2 separate regions of the Homo sapiens genome follow, and region 2 is linked to region 1. The links are chromatin contacts, found by Hi-C or POLR2A ChIA-PET in ENCODE. All regions are on one chromosome and are shown on one strand. Each heading gives the region's core, a stretch centred on a gene start or an enhancer-like site at or near the end of the contact. The rest is flanking DNA. Distances are from core to core; before and after follow the strand shown.

The links. A loop is a pair of places that touch in the nucleus more often than their neighbours do. ChIA-PET counts read pairs that join two places held with the same protein, here RNA polymerase II (POLR2A). Pooled maps may share reads with other maps.
Region 2: a map of posterior vena cava shows a loop between it and region 1 (2.6-fold over the local background). The contact joins two enhancer-like sites. A Hi-C loop is called at or near these places in 1 of 168 maps with a recorded cell type or tissue (posterior vena cava) and 1 of 50 pooled maps. POLR2A ChIA-PET finds 5 or more read pairs at or near these places in 2 of 52 experiments (HCT116 and activated CD4-positive, alpha-beta T cell).

The regions. Positions count from the first base shown.
Region 1 is chr9:13,440,927-13,447,672 of GRCh38, reverse strand. It overlaps LOC105375977 (a long non-coding RNA gene), which reads right to left. Exons shown (of 4, transcript XR_929484.3): 1 at 6,677-6,746; 2 at 6,392-6,494; 3 at 1,080-1,203. Among named protein-coding and RNA genes, the nearest start is that of LINC01235, 13 kb to the right of the region's middle. Within about 2 kb of position 2,377, at least 2 of the 41 ENCODE cell types and tissues checked have a DNase peak (open chromatin) inside an H3K27ac peak, as active enhancers do.
Region 2 is chr9:14,195,434-14,202,179 of GRCh38, reverse strand. The region is part of intron 2 of NFIB (nuclear factor I B); the gene reads left to right. Among named protein-coding and RNA genes, the nearest start is that of NFIB, 120 kb to the left of the region's middle. Within about 2 kb of position 2,864, at least 22 of the 41 ENCODE cell types and tissues checked have a DNase peak (open chromatin) inside an H3K27ac peak, as active enhancers do.

The DNA of each region.
Region 1 (6,746 bases), core at 1,128-3,627:
CCAATGTTCAGAACTGCTCTTATACCAGAAACATGTTGGTTCCCATGATGACAAATATCAAGTGCCTATTTCTAGCACTTTCGGCTTTTATTTTGTCAGTTGTCTCATCTGCAGCTGCCTGATCTCTAAGGTTCTCTAAGCTGTGATCCATGATTCTGGGAGTCCATAATACAGAATTGTGATCTATCACTACTGTGGTTATGGCTTTTTATATAAATCTAGCCCCTAGGGAGAGTTCATACAATGAAATATTAAATTAAACATTTAAATTATGTTCTTCCATAGCATTCCTATTAGTTGAAGAACTACGGGAAAAAAACAGAGACCACAAAGAATGATATATGGATCTGTTTCCATAAATTTACTTTTCTGTCAAAAATTGTGTAGATTCCCTTTATCTTTCACTCTGAGTTATAGTCAGTTTTCTGTTGGAAAAGAGACAGATCGCAGTGGCTAACTGCAGGATTTTTTTTGCCATAAAAAATCATACTGTGATAATTAGGAATATTTCTAATGCCGCTGAGGAATGGAAAGTAAAATGAACATATTGCTTTGAATTAAAATATGGAAATTTATAGCACCACCTATTGGTTTCAAAATAAATATTATTTTTTTCTAGTTTTAGTAATTATAAAGAATAGTATAAAGGTGCGTTATTATTATTTTGAGATATATGAAGATTAATATTTTTAGTTCCTAGTGATGCTATGGAAATTTTTTTAAGCAAAACTCATATTCAGGAGTTATGCCAACATGACTTTTTAAACTAATATAAATTAAAGCTGTTATATGCCAGGGAAGTAAAATAGAACTGGGATTTTTATGAACACATTACTTGTGCCATGTTATATAAAAATTTTTAAAACTCCTTTTGATTGCTATTCCTAAACTGATGATGTGTGTTGGGCTCCGCTTTTTCTGCTGTCCAATTGCAACAGAGGAGATAAAATACATCTGGTCTTTAATTTCTCCATTCATGTCTTCTTCCCCTAAAATCTGGAGAACACGCTGAAAATCTCTCACTAGAATAAACTCTCATAGCATTGGCTATTTTAGATTCTCATTCAGATAGTCCTTACCCTTTTATTTAGTCCAACTTCTATAACAACGAAGGAGCTGGCGCAGGAATCTTGAAACAGTGTCCTCTCCGCTCCGCTTCAGCCTGTACCACTCTGCATTATTTTCCAGAATGCATGACCCCTCCTAGAGAACAGAGGAGGAAAGAGCCATTCTTTCCCTTTCCCACACGTTAGGAAGCATATGGACAATACTTTATGGAAACTCCCTTCCCCACCCTCGGGAGAACTGAGTTTATGAAAGGATCACTTTCTGGAATAGAGCTTATGAACACATTTGTCTCTCTGACCCTAATTATTTTACATGGATTATTTTTAAAATCAAGTTGCCCTTTTTTCAAAACTTGAAGAGAAGTAGAGGCCTTGAGGCCATCAAAATGACATCCTGGCCCTAATATGTGCAGTAGCCAAATGATCTGGAAAACTGAGCTCTATACAGAGGCCCTCTGAATAGAATTGAAGGGAAAATGATCTAATTTAGAGTGCACATTAAACACAGGTTTTAAATGGTTTCTTTTCATTTAACCAAATACTCACTTTTCCAAAATGTCAACAGGCATTAAAATATGAAGGATGACTAAATGTGGAAGCAGAGGAAAAGAAACAAAACAAACAAAATAAAAGTAATACTTGACTCTAACAATCACAAGAAATTAGATTATCAGAATTGTTAGGCCGAACTATATAAATTATATTTTTGTAAGTCAAAAATGCCAAACTGTAAATGTCACATAGTTCATTCTAATATTAAGTGAAGAGAAAAAGAATTCAATTATGTTTAGAAACAAAAATGAAAGACACAGAAGAGAAGAGCCAACAATGCTAAACATCATTCAGATAGTGATAGTTAGCATTTTAGGCTTTCTTAACCAAAATTGTGAATGTGGTTCACCTTAGCTCCCTCATGAACTGCCTAGTGCTAATTTCTAATCATGAGCACTTGCCTGTACTTTCACTCCAATGCACTGCTTCTCACCCAGTTTCTGATGGGTAGTTTAAAAATGTCTATGTTTAGAACTACCTGTCTTTTATGTAACAGAATTTCAAGATGGGATCTATGATCTTCTTTGGGGATTAAAAATAATTGCAATTTTATCTTTTTTTTTTATTTTTAGATTTTAAGAAGGTTAGGAATATCCACAGCCTGATTAGACTCGGAATCCTTCAAGACCCATTTCATTTTTTACTTCCCCATATTCTAAACAGGCTTCCCACTAAGCAGCCTTCACATCCTCCCTGCGGGTCTTACTCACAGAGCAAGCCATAATAACAAGCTTCCATGCCCTGGCTGGCTTTTTGGCTCAATGGGACAGTTCTATTGCCAAATCCTGCTTCTAGAGCTGCATGGATTTATCCTTACATGCACCTTAGTGACATGCTCTATTTTGTCTCATCTGAGATCAGGTCCATTTTCTACGTCCTCTGGTTGCTCTTCGGGTGACAAGATGTCTACATCTGGAAGGAAAGAAACCCCTAATATATTTTTGCCTTTTGCCCTGAAAAATACCATGTCATTGTGCATGTGGAAAGAAGCATGTTTAGTAATAAAAGAAGGACATGATGGGGTCAGCTAGGGCTTTTAGAGACAGTCCAGATGAAATTTAAAGAGAGAACTGCCACGACGGTTTTTGAGAAAACTGGATGATGTTAGTTTCGAAACCTATAGCCCATAATCTGGACTCAGCTAAAACATACCAAAAAGCTTAGCTCAGACCTGCAAGGTTCACTTACTCTAAACATCAAACAAGGAAATGTACAAGATTTGCTTTCTTTCTCTTTAATAAAGTACATTTTATGAAGTAGAAACTGGGGAACACAAATCGTTTTATGGAAGCAAGAACTAGTACTTAAAAAATGAGAAATATGTGTGGGGATAGTGTTTATTTTTGTATGCATAAATATACATACATGCAATGATTATTAATATTTACATACACATACACGTATGGTAATAATTGTCTCTCTCAGAAAGTGGTTTCAATCTAGAAACAATTGGCAGACAAAGAAAGGAAAACTGAGAACCGTCCGGTCTACAAAACTATCCCAGAGGACAACCTTCCCAACAATAGGGAGACTGATAGCATAATAATCGCCATAAAAAAAACATGGGGGAGGGGAATTAGAAGATTCTTTAGCATGTTTATGGATTCATATGAAATATTTTAGAACCCTAATTCTTTGCAACTCGACGTTTATTTATGTGTGCAAAAATGGATTGACAGTTTCAAGTGAAGGGTAGTTGGGTGTCAGAGTCTTGGCAACTAGTGACAACTGCAACTCCTGGGTGTGTGTGTGCTAGATGGGGAGAGAAAAAGACAGACAGAAAGCCCTCCCTCCTAAAAAGATATTCCCACCACAAACATGCCACTGTCCACTACAGAGTATGTTTTGTTATGTCTGTGAAAGATTCGGGTTGATTTCCATCTTCGTACAACACACGCCATGGAATATTTACATGTTTGGGTACATCAACAAAGAAAAAAAACAAAACAAAACGAAACAAAAAGACGCACACACAACACACACACAAAGTGGGATTGTGCTCCTTTGTTTTGCATTTTCTGTAACCCAGATTGCGGTAATTATCTCCCTGGCTTTAGAAGCCTTTTCTTTCATTCTAAAGGCAGTTTTTGGAATCACGTTACACTTAACTCAGTTTAACAAATAAGAGTAGTCTGGCAAAATGGCACCATGTGCTTTCCACAAATATTTGTGGTATAGGCAAGCTCTCAATGTTTTTATTATGCCCAAGGTTCTTTGGTTTTAAAGCAAGTGGAATAATGTAAAGAAGGAAGAGAAGCACGAATTTGGGAACTGGGTGTGTGTTGGATGCACTTTGCAAAGCTTTCTGTGCCAGAGAGCGAACGAAGGAAAAGATACATTTTAAAAATAACTGGGGAAATAAAAAGAGCAAAAAAGGTTTGGAGGCATTTAGCAGAGCACAGTTTACCCTGGCGTGAGCTACAGGCTAATGATAGAATAATAACATTTGGCGCTGGAGCCCCGAGAGGCTGACAATGCGCTCACTGTAGCCTGTGCGCTTCACACATTTGCCGGGTTCTGTAGTCAGGACAAAGAATTGCAGAACAGAGGCAAAGTAAAGAAGGGGGTGAAAGAGAGAGTCTGCACTCAAGTTTACTGTAATATAAATATACATACACTGTGCTACAGATGTTCCTCATTGGCAAAGGCTGGCACGTAATTATGCTATGCGCTTCATAATATTTTAATGAGCTTTTTCTCCAAATAGCAACGAAAATGAACAATAAGAAGCTCTTAGGGAGGGAAAGTTGGTGTTGTTTTTGTCCCTGGGAAAAAAAAAATCTCATAATAGGTTCTATTAGAATGGCAGAAAAAACACTGCTCTGGGTTTAATAAAATTGGATTGAATCTAAAATATGGTTTCTGAAGCTAGTTTTTTTTTTCCTTCAACTTTAACAGTTCATTCAGGCTAAAGGAATAACAAAACAGGGGTAACAGTGTAATACTGGTTGATTGCTTTTCTCCCTGTTCTTTCTCTTTTTAGGAAAAAATAAATAAAGCCTTCAGTGGAAACCTTACAACAATGCTGTTAATATATTGTGCCAATTAAAGTCTCGAAATAAATAACAAACCACTTAATATGTGTTGTAAATGTCGTGCTGATTTAAGTATTGTTACACATAGATTACACATCTCTTCCGGGGATGGATGACTGGATCCTCAATGCAAGTTGTCTCTTTGTCTATATGTGCCGTGTGTGTGTGTTCCCTATTGTTATTTTTTAGTTTGCTATAGGGTAAATTCCAAATAAAGAATAGAGTCAAACTTTGAGATCTGCAAGAATACAGCAAGTTTTTAGCATTACTACTCCTGCAAAGAAAATAATTATTTTTGATCATGCTCAGTATTTCATTTTTTAAAAAACCAATTCTATAGCAAAATTAGAGTACGCATCTTATTCAAATTTCTAAAGAACTCTTTAGATGGGATTTTTGCACAGACATTTTTTATATTACGATGAGCTGAATGAGAGTTTTGTATTTGGAATGGGAGTAAAAATATTACAATTACAACAATAATAAAGAAATAATAACCTCTGGATACTCTCTGGGGAAGGAAAACCAAATTTCCACATATAAAATATTTTGTATTGGGATATGGAGCATAAATATTATCTTGCTAATTTGTGGATGGTAGATGTTGGTTGTTACTCAGAATTTTTAGTTCTCATGTGCAAATCCTATCATTTATGAAGTTTGATGTTTTTATTACTGAGACAATATCTCCTACTATTCTCCCCTTTTTGTGAATCCCACTGTGGCATATGTATAGATTAAAGGTGTAGGTAAATTCTCATGTCAGGGTCTCCAACAGATCACTTGGCTTAAATAACTCAAATTTGTTTCACCTTTTGCATTTTTAATGTAAGGAAGTGACAGATAGAAAAAGTGGACCCCCAGGATATAGTCATATGAAATAACTTATACACAAGTTCCTGAAGTATCATTTAAAGACAGTTTAATTGCTAACCCCTTCTGTATCCATCCTTCTTGGGAATGTAAAATTACATTAATAGGGAAGACTGGAGGCCATTACAAAACTCGCCATGCCCTCAAAATCAGAATTAAAATTAAGTTGAATTATGATGAGTACAGTTGAGTGTCAAGTTTATTTCAACTTTCAATATTTTTTCAAAAGTGGATACTCTATGCATGACTGTTTGTTAACTTAATTGGCCAGAATATGTTAACAATCTGAGTATTGCTCACTCCTTCCCAGAGAAACGCCCTCTATGTGGTAGATCTTAACGTATACACAGAAACTGATTAATTTTTTAAAAAAGTTTCCTGTGTACATAGCTAACTATATGAAAGGTATAAAATGGGCATGTGTGGTTTTTGATGAATTTTTGGTTTCTAATCAATAATCCAAAGATGTAGACTTTTTTTAAAAGTAAAGCAGATTAATAGGAATAAGTTATTCTATGTGTGGGCAGAATTAAATAACATGTAGCATATCTGTGTACTTAAAAGGATGGACTCAGGAGTTGGATTATATGAAATCAAATCCTAGTTACGTGACTTAACACCTGTGTGAGTTTGGGCAAGTTACTCAATCTCACCATATGTCAGTTTATCCATCTGTAAAATGGGAATAATGATAATACCTCCCTCATAGTCTTATGAAAAGAACTATATGAATTAGTAAATAAAAAGCACTTAAAACAATGGCTGGTATATAATAAGTATTCAAAAATATTTACTGCCTTAATAATCAACATCATATTATTATCTAATAAATCCAGTATGTTACTAGTAGATCTTTCTGCTTACCAGTTGACCCAGGATCTAGAAGTCCTGGATTTCAGATGCAGCTTCCCCACTGATCAACTGGCTCTGTGATCTTCATTTAGTCACAGTTTCCTGCTTTCTTTACCTATAAAAGTAGGGAAAGTTGAGAGATCATTTATAAGTCTGGTTATCTATTATAACATAAATCTTTAAAAGTAATTCAAAAGTTTCCTGAAGATGTCTATTGATACTACAAAGAAAAAAGTGACACGGAGGAACTGAAGACCAGGGCAGAAGAACTGAGAAGTGTGAAAGTTGTTTCAGCACCTCATGTTGGAGAGAATTTGCCTCCTACATGTAATGCCACTATGTCCAGTCAAGGTGCCACAGAATGAAA
Region 2 (6,746 bases), core at 1,615-4,114, 750 kb before region 1:
CCACTGCTAAATCTTTGTGTGTGTGTGTGTGTGTGTGTGTGTGTGTGTGTGAAAAGTATCAATTTTATCTTCAAAATATAATGATTACAGATTCTGCTTATTTGTAAATTGTATAGAGAGCACATTTTACCTGCTAGCAAGTGAATGAAAGTCAACATTGTGCAAATGAAACCATAAGCTCCATGAAGACAAGAACAAATCATCTTTTATTGACTGTTGTAGACTGAGTTCCAAGGATGATACATGGACCACTGTAGGTGTTCAGTCCTTTTCAAAAAAATAAACGAATGGATAAATATCATCTGTATATGTCACAATCAGAATATTGAATGTTAATTACCTGTATAAATTGATAGCTCATTATGACTTTTTTTTTTTAAGGTTACTTTGTCTTTCTTTTGGGAATTAATGCTCTTTGTCTCAGTTTCTTCATGGATAGTACATCCAAGATAAATTTGTATGCCATTTAAATAGATTCCCAAAATTATTCAGGGTAAGTTGGGATACAGGAGGTCACAATCTTGGAGAGAAGTAATGTATAAACAACCAACTATAATGCACTGGTCGGGCCCTGCACTAAAGTGTGAGCAAGACCATGTGGGCCCCAGAGGGTGGTCTCATTAGATGGGGCAATAAGGTTCAGGAAGGTTGTAACAGACGAAATTCAAGAGCTTTTAAAGATGAATTAGGCGTTTGTCTTGCATCAAATAAGGGATATTCCAGGCATAGAAACCTTATGAGCAAGGGCACAGACCTGCAGTTGCACGGCATATTCTAGGACTGTTAAGAAGAATATTAGGAAGTTGGGTGTGGGTGTGAGGGGGAGGGTAAAGGGTGATGGTTTCTGTGAGAGTGAGGCTAGGCTGGGGCCAGGTTATGGAGCACCTTGAATGCTGTACTAAGGAGGTTGTAGATTATCCTAGCTAGCAATTGGAAGCCACCAAGGTGTTTTAAGGAGTGAAGTGTTGTGATTCCTGGTGGCTATGCAGAGGATGGAGTCTGGTTATAGTGTGAAGAGTGAATCATAATGGCCTGAGGAGGCTGAGGCTATTGTGAGGTAAAAATGTGAAGCTCAATAAGGGACTTAGCACCAGTTGGGATGGAGATGGGGAAATAGGCTTGAAAGGAAGATAGAGTCTGGGCTGACAACTGAATGTGAAGCTTTGGGGAGTTGGGGTTTCTGGAATGAGCATTTTCAGCTTGGGAAACTGAATGGCTGTGAATGCCATTAATTGAGATATGGATTGGTTGCGGGGAGGCAAGAGTGTACAAAGGTTGTGCACTAGCAACATCAGGAGGAGTTTTGCAGTTAAAGAAGAGGTTAGGGCTAGATATGGAGATACAGAGTTCTCAAAAAACGGGTAGTATTTGTAAACATGGACCTAGCTGAGTTTGCTGAGGGGGAATGTACAAAGACAAGAAGATGGCCAAGTTGGATGGATCGTCTTTGGGATCACCAACATATAAGGGACCAACAGAAGAGAAGGAGATAGCCATCAAGACAGGAAAGCAGCCCTCAGAAATAGAGGATTGGACCTAAGAAAGGAGTGGTGCCCTAAAGGAAAAGGGAAGGAGAATTTCCAAAAGCTAGGGATACTTAGTGTGAAAAGTCAACTAAGTAGAGTCTGGGAAAGTCAAGTCGTGTTTTAAAAAAAATAGTAATTTTGGAGCTGAAACACATACTTAGACTTACCGATCCTGAGAGCTAGTGTTGGGCATGAGGATTATTATTTTCTTATCTCACATCGTGATCAGAGAGTATGTGAGTTTTGGTATTGTGTTTTATTCCTTGGTCTAACTTCACTGAAACAGATTCTGGGGTCCTGGGTTGCTTAAAGGATGAATATTCTGTAGACTTTAAGAAACTTCTGATGAAAACAGTGGATTATGTTTATTGTAATCTTTCTCTTCTACCAGTTCTGAGAGGAAATTTGCATTTTCTTCATCAAATTTCACCATTGACTACTATATTTTAAGGAGGAGAAGCTAATTTGAAATTTTGCTTTGAGTTTTGAAGAAGGCATGAACAGTTTCACAGAAAATAGAAGGAAATATGCCCAACTACTGAGCACACCCCTTTAAATTGCTCTTACCAGGCCTTCAGACCTAGGGGCAAAATTATGCTCCAGGCTCCAGGTCCCTGGATTCACTCTGTTAGCAGCAGCAGTAAGGAACAGTTTATTTGGACAATCCCTTCTGCTCCTGTTCTCCCTGCGTGATTCCCTATTTTAGCTGTAAAAGACTCAGAAAGTGGTGATTTTATGCTAGTACATACAGAAATACCTTAGCAAATATGATTGAGCCAACTAATGTGTAAGTAAAAACAATAGCTGAGTGGAAACTGGGTGCAACTCTGCAGTCTCCTTGGATATCTTCAGGAGTTTTGTGAAATTAAAAAAAAAATGGATCCTGGATCCTCCAATGAACTGAAGTCATAATCAGTCTGCAATGTTGACTTGAGAATTTCTTTTAAATAAAAATAAATGACCAAGTGGAAGTCTTATTAGCTAAAACCAAAAGCACAAACATACATGGCCCTTTCACAAAGTAAAACGGCTATAAGCATAATGAGACTCCAACACATCTTTACTTTTTTTGCTGTTTTGTTTTTAATTTTTCCAGCTCTTAACATTCTAAGATGCTGCCTTACCACTTCCTTAAGGAAACACAAATGGGTGAGTTAAGTTTTTGAAAGTAAAGGAGGATCCTGTTTAAGTAGATTAGGGTCTGGCAGGCCATTTAACTTTATCAGGCATCTAAAGCCGAGGATGTACACTGTAGCCGGCTGTGAGTTGCCAATTAGCTGGGCTTTCCCCACTGTTTCTGGTTTGGCAGGGATGAGGTGGTTCACCCTGCCGCACTACTGCCTGCCAAGGACACATGGCCAGCTCCCGGCTTCCTGTCTTCCTCTTTGTGTCCTGGCCTTGCCTTCCAGGGAGCTGCCAGAACACAATTGCCAAAAAATCTTCCTTCAGAAAGGTCAAGTAACCTCAAGTCACCTATGCCAATATTTGTGTTTTCTTTTTAATCCTTCTGTGTTCGACTTGGAAAAAGCTGTAGAAGCGAACTTGCAGAATGGAACCTGGGTCACTTTGGATCACTTGGATAAAGCAACAGAACCCAAAGAATCCCTTGGCCAGTCAGGGTGTGATGTTTTGAGTAGAATTCTATTTAAAGCTCTGTGAAGTGTGATAGAGTTCAGAATGGTTCAGTGTGGATTTGGATTTAGTTGCTTTTTAGGATTCACTGTACACATGTGATTTTTGGCCAAAGCTGGTGCATCACATGGCAGGGAGAGGGAGAAAAGTGGAGATTGGTTTTGGCTTAAGGACTGCATTTTTGTTTGTTTGTGTTTTCAGGACTCTATAGTCACATACTGCCTTTTGCTTTCCAGTTTGGTGTCTGTGAGCAAGCATCAGCAGCCAAGTCCCTTGTACACTGGCTGAGAACAATGTGCGGGAGTTACCTGGGGTGCTTGTTGAGAGCGCTTTCTTGGCCCCAGCATTGCTGTACGAGTCCCAGTCATTGCGGGTGAGGTCGAGGAATCTGAATTTCTAACAAGCATCTCAGGTGAATCTGATGCTCACTAGAATTTGTGGACTGAATGTCACTGATTGTGAAATGACAATAAGGCAAGTAGCATTTATTGTCATGATACGGCAAGCTGTTCTACTTCTCCTTTAATTGGTCTTTTTGGAGCTCTGTGTTTAATTGGAATCTAGATTATATGCAGATCTCCACTGACAACAAACACTTTTCTGAAAATTGAACTTTTAAAAACCTGTTAACATAAGAAACTTTATCCAAGTAATTGTTCCAGGTTTAAACTCTAAATTTTAGGATGATTTATAAGGCTTTTTTAATGACACGTAGAATGCCATAGTGAACATCCGAAACGACTTTAGAAGGCTCCCTCCCCGTAGCCCACACTGTGAATCATGCTCCTTGGAGACGTGCAGTGTGATGGGCCTAGTGATTTCTGTTATGGAAGGGAAACCCCATTTCTCTAATACTTCATAAAGCAAAGCTTTTATTATTTACTTTGAAAAAATTCCATTTGAGGAATATGGAATTCTTAAAGTGCCTAAACCTGAGCCACCTACTAATTCTTATGGCTGTTGGTAATGAATATAGGGGGCAACGTGTATTCTGTCTGTAGACTCCAGGAAAGTTCAACGTAGCCCCAACATTCCCTTTTGGCTTTTCATGTAAAATTGTCCATAGCACTTTCTTCCTAAGCTCAGTTTAATTTTCTTTTGTGCCTTTTGTACCTCGAGATATGCTGTCTTTCTTGGTGAGAATGGTCTAGCCGTGAACCTTTTCGTCATTGTTTTGTAGCATTCGTAGAGTGAGGACCAGATTAACTGTGTAATTTACCTTTTTTTTCCCCAAGTTATTTCCAAAATTTGCTAAAGCGCTGCAGCCTCAGGGACACCTCTGACTTTCTGACACAGCTAAGAAACACCACACTAATTTGGAACACATGTTCTGTCAAAGTTTACCTATAGCCTTGAGTTCCAAATTTGCAACTTCAGCATCTTCTGTTGAAAATAAACAGCATATTTTTTCTTAAGCTCCCTTTTTGCCTCCCCTTGAACTCCACAGTCTTTTATAAATAGTAATAAGGAAATGTGGTTATGGGTATAATTGCCACAAGGCAATTGTACCCTAGAGGACTGATAGAATTTTCTTTTCTATATCGGAGGGCTGGGCTCCATCAAGAAGATCCATTTGCAAATAACTCAATTGGAAGAATAACAACAGTGTCTTTATTTTTATAGCAACTTTCCCTATAGAGATCACAGTACAGTGTGTTAGGGACATCCTATCAGATTCATTGTTCTAATACCCCAGTGGACTGGAATAAAGTTTTATTATAGCTTGTTTGAGACAGGAGAGTGAGACTGAGAAAGGTTAAGGGTCGTCCCTCAGATCCTAAGAAAGTCAGAAGGGGAAATGCAATGAAAAATCAAGGTTTTTCTATTACTCTGCAAGTTGTCAAGCTCTGCATTCCTTTCTGGTAATTGTAAAGGGTCAGAATAAAGCACAACCTATTTCGGGATTGCAAAGTAATGTAGATGAAAATGCCTCGAAAATAGCTAAGGTATTCTTGCTATCTTTATCATATTTAGTACAAATGGAAGGTAAGAAAGAGCCTTATTGTCAGTATCTAATTGTACCAATGTATATGAAATGGATTTTGCACATTCTTGATTGATTGGATTCAAACTGCCAAGTTGTCTTAATCATTAATAAAAGACAAATGGAAAATAACATTTATAATTCTGGATTTAAAGGAATTCCATACGATTTGACAACAAATTTTGAACAGATTAAGAAGCCAAAGATCAAAGTTACTCTGATTACATAAACGGCCTAAGAAAACACTTAATTAAGTAGTCTGATTTTTCTTTTTAAGGTTTTACTTGTAGACTCCATAGTTCTGAGGGTAGGAGTGATGAACTTAGGCTCTGTTTTTTTTTTTTTTTTTAAGTTAGAATAAGAGAATTGGGAGTAAAATTACTACTAATCTTTCAACCTGATTTCAAGGAGCCTTGGAGGACACATTCTGTGGGGAGTAGACACAATTAACTTGATGCTCCTAATTACTGTTGTTTGATTTGTGATTAAAGGTGGTATATTTTGGTGTAGCGCTTTTGGCTTCTCAGGTGTCCAGTGTGCTGCTGCTGGGGAGAGTAGGGGGTGGCAGCATTCCCTCCCTTAAACAGGAACCCCCTTCCGCAAACTAGAAGCTGAGATATCAGAAATAACCCACATTTAGTCAGACCTTGCCTTCTAATGAGAAAAAGTGAAAAATTAGGCAAAACATAAACACACGGCTTTTTAAAGCTCTCTTTGATTTTCAAAGTTCTAGAGTGGGTTCATATTTTTTCACTTTAACCCAAGCGAGTGAAGCTATCTTTCACTTATAGATCCTCCCTGAGTGCCTCATGGGAGGAGTAATGGCCTTGAGACTTTTATCTCATCATCACTGCACCTCTTGTTATGTCTTGATGCTTAATGAATGTTAAGCTGAAAACTAATCCAGGTAAACAGGTGAACGGAAAATTAAGTTCAACCAGCGTGAACATAGAAAAAAAAAATCCTTCATTTAGGAGCACCATTAGCACTGCCAATGGACTAAGGAGACACATGCTGTTCCCTACCAGGTGATTGGATCATATCAGCTAATTTATTCTATTTTTAATAATTGCTGGATGATATTAATAGGGAACTTTCAGTTATTATTTTATTATTATGCATTTTCTTTTGCAAAAAAAAAAGTTTAAAAAACATTTTCTTAAATACCCCACCCCCTTTTTCCTCCCAATGCCCTTACTAGATTCCTTTGTCTATGTTTGCAATGTCATTGTGTTTTTCATGGTGTGACATACATACCCTTAATGCCATAAAAGATTCCTGCTCTGTGAAAAGAAAGTTGAACAGTGTTGTCACTTTGAAAACACAGTGATAGCTTTGAATGGGAGTCTAATGTGAGGAGGAAGCTTTGGCTTTGGGATCCAGATTGCTGTAGCCAAACTTCCAAATTCAGATTTGGTCTGCAATCCTGGCTTCACTGCAGTCATTTATATCGACAGTGAATAAAGAAACCTAAATAAACAAGAATGAAGTGGCAACACAATAAAAGTCGTCTCATATGTGCTTTATACTTTCAAATAAAAATTAGAATTTATCATTTTCTTTGAGATTATTTCTCTGTTTCGTGTGCTCACAAAATTAGCTTG